Regions from separate parts of the Homo sapiens genome. Here region 2 is linked to region 1. The links are chromatin loops, found by intact Hi-C in ENCODE. Cell type or tissue: HCT116. All regions are shown on one strand. Links, peaks and the distances in the headings refer to the core of each region. The heading gives the core; the rest is flanking DNA. Region 1 overlaps TMPRSS11E (transmembrane serine protease 11E). Region 2 has its middle 26 kb from the start of TMPRSS11B.

Region 1 (2,927 bases), core at 246-2,745:
AGTGAGCAGCACTCACAAGCCATGTGGCATTAATTAAGGTTGCTCCACAGCGATGACTCCCATCCCACTGCAGGCTAGCCTGCCAGGGCCATTCACCCTCTTCTACTTCTGTCCCACCAACGATCCTGAGACTCTGACCTAGAGTTTTACTTCTTCGTGTTCCGCAGCCTGCAAAAGAGAGAGGGGGGGTGCATTGGTGGGTGCATTAATTAGCAGTTGTTTTGCACATCAAATTGTGTTACTATGTCCCATATTTCTTCTACTTTGTGCTCCAAAAGTATCAAATGTTTTCTCATGCTCTTACCTTTCTGTAAACTGTAGTGTTTTATTTAGCTAACTCCTGTTCATTTTGTAAAATCTAAATCAGTTGTTACCTCTCTAGGATGCTTTCTCTAACTCCCCTGTCTCCAATCTGGATTAGTTATTACTTTCTTGGTGCTTCCAAAATAATAATAGTAACAAATACACTCTGTGTGTGTGCTTATGTGTATAACAAACACACTCTGTATGTGTGCTTATGTGTATGTATACATACTGACATTGTTTATGACAGGGTTCCTCAACCTTGGCACCACTAACATATTGAACCATTTAATTCTTTGTTGTAGGGGGCTGCCCTGTGCATCATAAGATCTTGGCCTATATACTGTAGATCCACTATAGATGCCAGTAGCCCTCCCCCTATATTCATGACAAAAATGCCACAGTGGGGCATGATAGCTTGGCCAACAATATTTCCCTTGGTTGAGAAGTGTTGTTTAAGAATGATGTGTTCATGAATTAGTCTCATGCACCTAGTCCCATTAAAGTATAAGGTGCTTCAGGTAGAGATATTATATCTTATCCATTTGGAATGCCTGTTGTCTAACACAGTGCTAGCACATGGTAGGTTCCCAATAAATATTGGTGGTGAGAATATATGCTATTTAGGTAATGAGATTATCTTTTGGTTTTGTGTTTAGTTGATTTTAGAAATTAACCAACTATATGAGCTGGTGAGTAGCACATATTTTTCCACCTTTTAAGAGAAATGTAATGTGCAACAACCCCATAACTATTGAATGTATACTGTAAATCATGGTGGCATACTTGGCTATAGGCGAAGAAAAATGCTAGGCCTAGACTCAGCACTTTTATAATATAGGTGAAGATATTATCTATGTGTCTTCAGTAATTTTATTAAAATATACCCCATAATTTCCTGCACTTTCTGTGACTCTTCCATGACCCGATAATTTCCTGCACTTTCGTATTAATCCGTAGGATTAATAACATCAAGAAGATTTTATCTAGGATATAGTGACAATGAGTTTCTGCCTCTAGCTGAAAAACACAATGTATAGATTTGTTTTATCTTATAGATATCTACAAACAGAACATTGATAAGTAAACATTTCTTGCCTCTTCTTTAACAGCTGTACAACTCAATTCCACTACACATCTGCCACAGGCACCCATACATCCACTCCAAAGTTATCTCAATTTTGCTATCCTTTACTAATAAAATGTATCTCCAAGATATGATAAAGTACCATGAACTGTACACAAATTAATCAAACTTTATGTGTTCTGTCCCTATGATATCAACACAAAGTAAACCTAAATGACCTATAGTGTTAGCTTTTTACCTTCAGGTAATGCTATTTTAATAAATATATTAAACTTACAATGGTTTAGATAGCTGTCTGTTTCTGTCTTGTTGATTTCTGAAACACACAGAAATGGCAAATAGGGTCAGCACATCAGAGTTACACTATGCCTCCGAGTATTTCAAATACTAAAAGGCTGCTTAATTTTATTATAAAACAGTATCTCTAGATTATAAAGAAGGCAACATAGCTTGTCATAGACATAGGATGATCATCACATTGCAGAGAATGTGAACGGTGTGTTAAACTTTAATGTGGGTAAGAGTCACATAGGAAGCATATTTATAATGAAACTCCTGTTCACCTTCCCAGTAACTCTAATTCAGTAGCTTGTAATGACGCCCAAGAATTTGGATTTTATACCAGTAAATAAGATGCAGAGAGTCCACAGCCCCTCCATGGGAAATACTACTCTAAACCATAGTATTAATTCCCCAAATGTAACAATACCTTTATTAACCATTATTTCAGATTGTATCATTGAGCTCATAAGCCTAGTCCCATTTGTATAACACACCTGAGTAGCATCTCCATAAATTTGTACTCACTCACAGTTAAAAACAATGTTACCCTTTTTGAAGTCAAATTTCAAAAGACAGTCTGCCCTCAAATTGTCATTTAGCTCCAGCCAATGACTTCTTAGCTTGCTGACTTCTCACTAGTCAGTCTCAAACCCTATGCAAACACTAACCCAGCTAATAGATACATAAAACTCTAAGCTCAAACTTTCTGACTCAGCAGAGTTCTAATGACCAAAACTATTCTTTGTACATGGAAGGATGGATGCTCTAAATGCAAAAATATTATTAGTGTTAATTTTTTTCTTTAGTATTTAATAGTATGAATGAAGTGGAAATCTATATTCTAGAAGGCCTTCTTTCTGACTTTATTTATTCTGGCTACTTGTGGGGAAAATGGCAAAAATAAGGAAGAATTTACAATTTAGTCTCAGTTAATATTAAAAGGACCACCTCTGATCTCTTTGTTTCAAATAACCTGTTCTCTATCTCAAGCTCTTCCTAGGAAAATGTCAAGCTCTGAGTATTGATAGCACTGACAAGGCTGGCTTCATGTGTGACTTATACATCTGCACTGGGTCTCACACTCACAATGGCCTTGTGCTTGGTACAATGCTCTGCTATTGCTCACTTGACATTCTTAATAATTTTATCTTGTAACTTGTGTTTTGAAAATGAAGTTCAATAGGATAATGGATTATAGTGTTGGCAGACAAGATATGTGCAATAAGTGTGTCCATAGTTTCTTTCCACTCCATTT
Region 2 (2,927 bases), core at 238-2,737, 200 kb after region 1:
TAAGCTCAGTTTTGTTCTCTGTTGATAAATCTCTGATACACTGAAAAATTCTAGTTTAATATGGCTGTGTTAGAATAAGAAATATGTTTGGCAATCTGGTTCCAGGCACAAAACTCCTAAAACCCTTGGAATTTTCTGAGTGATAGAAGTTTCTTTTGTTATTCATAATGAGCTCCTTAGATTCCTGAGGCTGAGTAATTTCAGTGACCTTAGTACCCAGTTAGTACAGCACCAAAGTGTTTGTATCTTCCCTTTTCGCCTCCACTCATTTGTAAAGTACTATGCAAATACATATCAATAGTCAACCTTAACTTTCTTTGGTGAACAAATTCCGTATGGGCATATGGAGATGCCACTCCTGCAAAAACAAGTTTCTAGAATTCCCAGGAGAACTAAGAAAATAAAATACTACATTTTGGTTTGTTTGTTTTACTTTTTGGGGGAGTTTTGCAAAAATCAATTACAGAGTCAACTCAATTAGGTCAGTAAAATTCTTGTTAGGTGACATGTGGATCCAAAAGCATAGCAGCATAAATATATCAAGCAAATACCACCTACATTGTTTCTACCTCTATTTTGTGGAAGCTGAATCCTGGTAGTTCCAAAGAGTAGAATGACTGACAGCTAGCTGTTCCTTACAGTTCTGTCATTTTAGGCAGACACAGCCATCAATGAGCCATGACCTAGGAGGGACTATTTCTCAAAGAGCAGTAACATTCCTCTGTAGATGGCTGCTAGTCAAAACAGCAGCCCACATTTTCTTCCCTGTCTGCCCACAAGAGTTTTTTCAGTGGTTGCTAGTATTGCTTCCTTTTGCCTTCCCATCTCTATTTCTATGCACGCCTCTGACCGAAAAGACATTTATGTTCAATGACTTGAAAACCTTTTCAAAAAGTAATTTTGGTAGGCAAATGCCATAAATAAATTTTTTTTCTTTCTTCTTTTTTTTTTTGAGACGGAGTCTCGCTCTGTCGCCAGGCTGGAGTGCAGTGTCGCGATCTCGGCTCACTGAAACCTCCGCCTCCCGGGTTCAGATTCTACCGCCTCATCCTTAGTAGCTAGGACTACAGCTAATTTGTGTGTTTTTAGCAGAGACGGGGTTTCACCATGTTGGCCAGGATGACATTAAAAAGGTTTTCTTTAGTATGGATCTTTCTCACTTGTTTTAGAGTAACTGGAATTACTAGGGATAAAATCCAAAGAAAATTCTCAGCTCTTCACTTAAACACTGTGGTCATCTCCCTCTAAGTTCTTTGATTTTTTAATTTATTTTTTTCTGTCCTTACACACCATCTAGTGGACATGTGGGGTAATGACTAAAATGTAAGTGGTAAGAGCAAAAAGTCCTGAATCGTCAGTGAGCCAGTTTTTGAGTAATGAAATAATCCAAATAACTAAGCTTTTAAAACTGACTATTAGTTACTTAGTTTGGGTTAAAAAATGTTCCCTTTCTTTCCCAAATTTCATAATGAGAGCAATGCTGACATTTTAATCAACAATGAGAAATTTGTAACGAATGTAACACATCCTCTAATATTTTCTCAAGGTGCATCCTTTACTAAAGATGATAGTATATTGATTAATTGGTTTAAAAATAATGAGTTTAAATAAAATATTTTATCAGAAAAATAAAAACTGTAGACTTTTAGTTCACATGACTTTACTTATGGATTTGGACTTTTCAGTTAATGATGGAATATGTTAAGACATTGGGGGGACTGCTGGGAAGGCATGATTGGTTTTGAAATGTGAAAAGGACATGAGATTTGGGAGGGCACGGGGGCAGAATGATATAGTTAGGCTCTGTGTCCCTACCCAAATCTCGTCTCTAATTGTAATCCCATGATGTGGGAAGATCTGGTGGGAGGTGATTGGATCATGGGGGCAGTTTCCCCTATGCTGTTCTCATGATTGTGAGAGCGTTCTCACAAGATCTCATGGTTTAAAAGTGGGTTTCCCCTGCGTGCTCTGTCTCTCCTGACACCATGTAAGACATGTTTTGCTTCCCTTCCACCAGGATTGTAGTTTCCTCAGGCCACACCAGCCAGAAAGAACTGTGAGTCAATTAAACCTCTTTTCTTTATCTTGGGTAGTTCTTTATATCAGTGTGAAAATGGATGAATACAGAGAATTGGTACCAAGAGTGGGGTAATGCTATAAAGATATTTGAAAATGTGGAAGCAACTTTGGAACTGGGTAATGGGGAGAGATTGGAACAGTTTGGAGGGGCCAGAAGAAGACAGGAAGATGTGAGAAAGTCTGGAACTTCCTTGAGACTTGTTGAATGGTTTTAACCAAAATGTTGATAGTGATATGGATAATAAAGCCAAGGCTGAGGTGGTCTCAGATGGAGATGGCAAACTTATTGGGAACTGGAGCACAGGTCACACATGCTTTTTTTTTAGCAAAGAGACAGGTGGCATTTTGCCCCTGCCCTGGAGATCTGTGGAACTTTGAACTTGAGAGAGATGATTTAGGGTATCTGGCAGAAGAAACTTCCAAACAGCAAAGCATTCAAGATGTGGCCTGGTTGATTCTGAAAGTGTTCAGTCATGCGAGTTCACAAAGAGATGGTTTGAAATTGGAACTTCTTATGTTTAAAAGGGAAGCAGAGCATAAAGGTTTGAAAAATTTGCAGCCTGACCAAGAGGCAGCTAAGAAAAACCCATTTTCTGGGAAGGAATTCAAGCTGGCTGAAGACATTTGCATAAGTAACAAGGAGTTGAATGTTAAGAGCCAAGACAATGAGGAAAATATCTCCAGGGCATGTGAAAGATCTTCACAGCAGCCCCTTCCATCATAGGCCTGGAGGCCTAGGAAGGAAAAATGGTTTCATGTGAACTGGGCTCAGGGTCCCCCTGCTCTGTGCAGCCTTGGGACATGGCACCCTGCATGTCAGCTGCTCCAGCCATGTACAGCTTGGGCCA

What was found. Hi-C counts contacts between places; a loop is a spot of excess contacts. Peaks named below come from ENCODE experiments on the same cell type or tissue, not always from the same donor. Only the 100,000 strongest peaks of a DNase experiment are listed, where the experiment ranks them.
Region 2: it touches region 1 in a loop (2.3-fold over the local background); 2 of 110 quality-filtered maps call a loop at or near these places.

The regions. Positions count from the first base shown.
Region 1 is chr4:68,473,502-68,476,428 of GRCh38, reverse strand. TMPRSS11E (transmembrane serine protease 11E) reads right to left here. Exons shown (of 10, transcript NM_014058.4): 6 at 1,668-1,706; 7 at 1-168. Among named protein-coding and RNA genes, the nearest start is that of TMPRSS11E, 28 kb to the right of the region's middle. In HCT116, for the core only: no CTCF peak of the experiment used is centred there; no DNase peak of the experiment used is centred there.
Region 2 is chr4:68,270,343-68,273,269 of GRCh38, reverse strand. No RefSeq gene overlaps it. Among named protein-coding and RNA genes, the nearest start is that of TMPRSS11B, 26 kb to the right of the region's middle. RefSeq lists enhancers at 100-674, 675-1,250. In HCT116, for the core only: a CTCF peak has its summit at 1,307; a DNase peak (open chromatin) is centred at 1,269.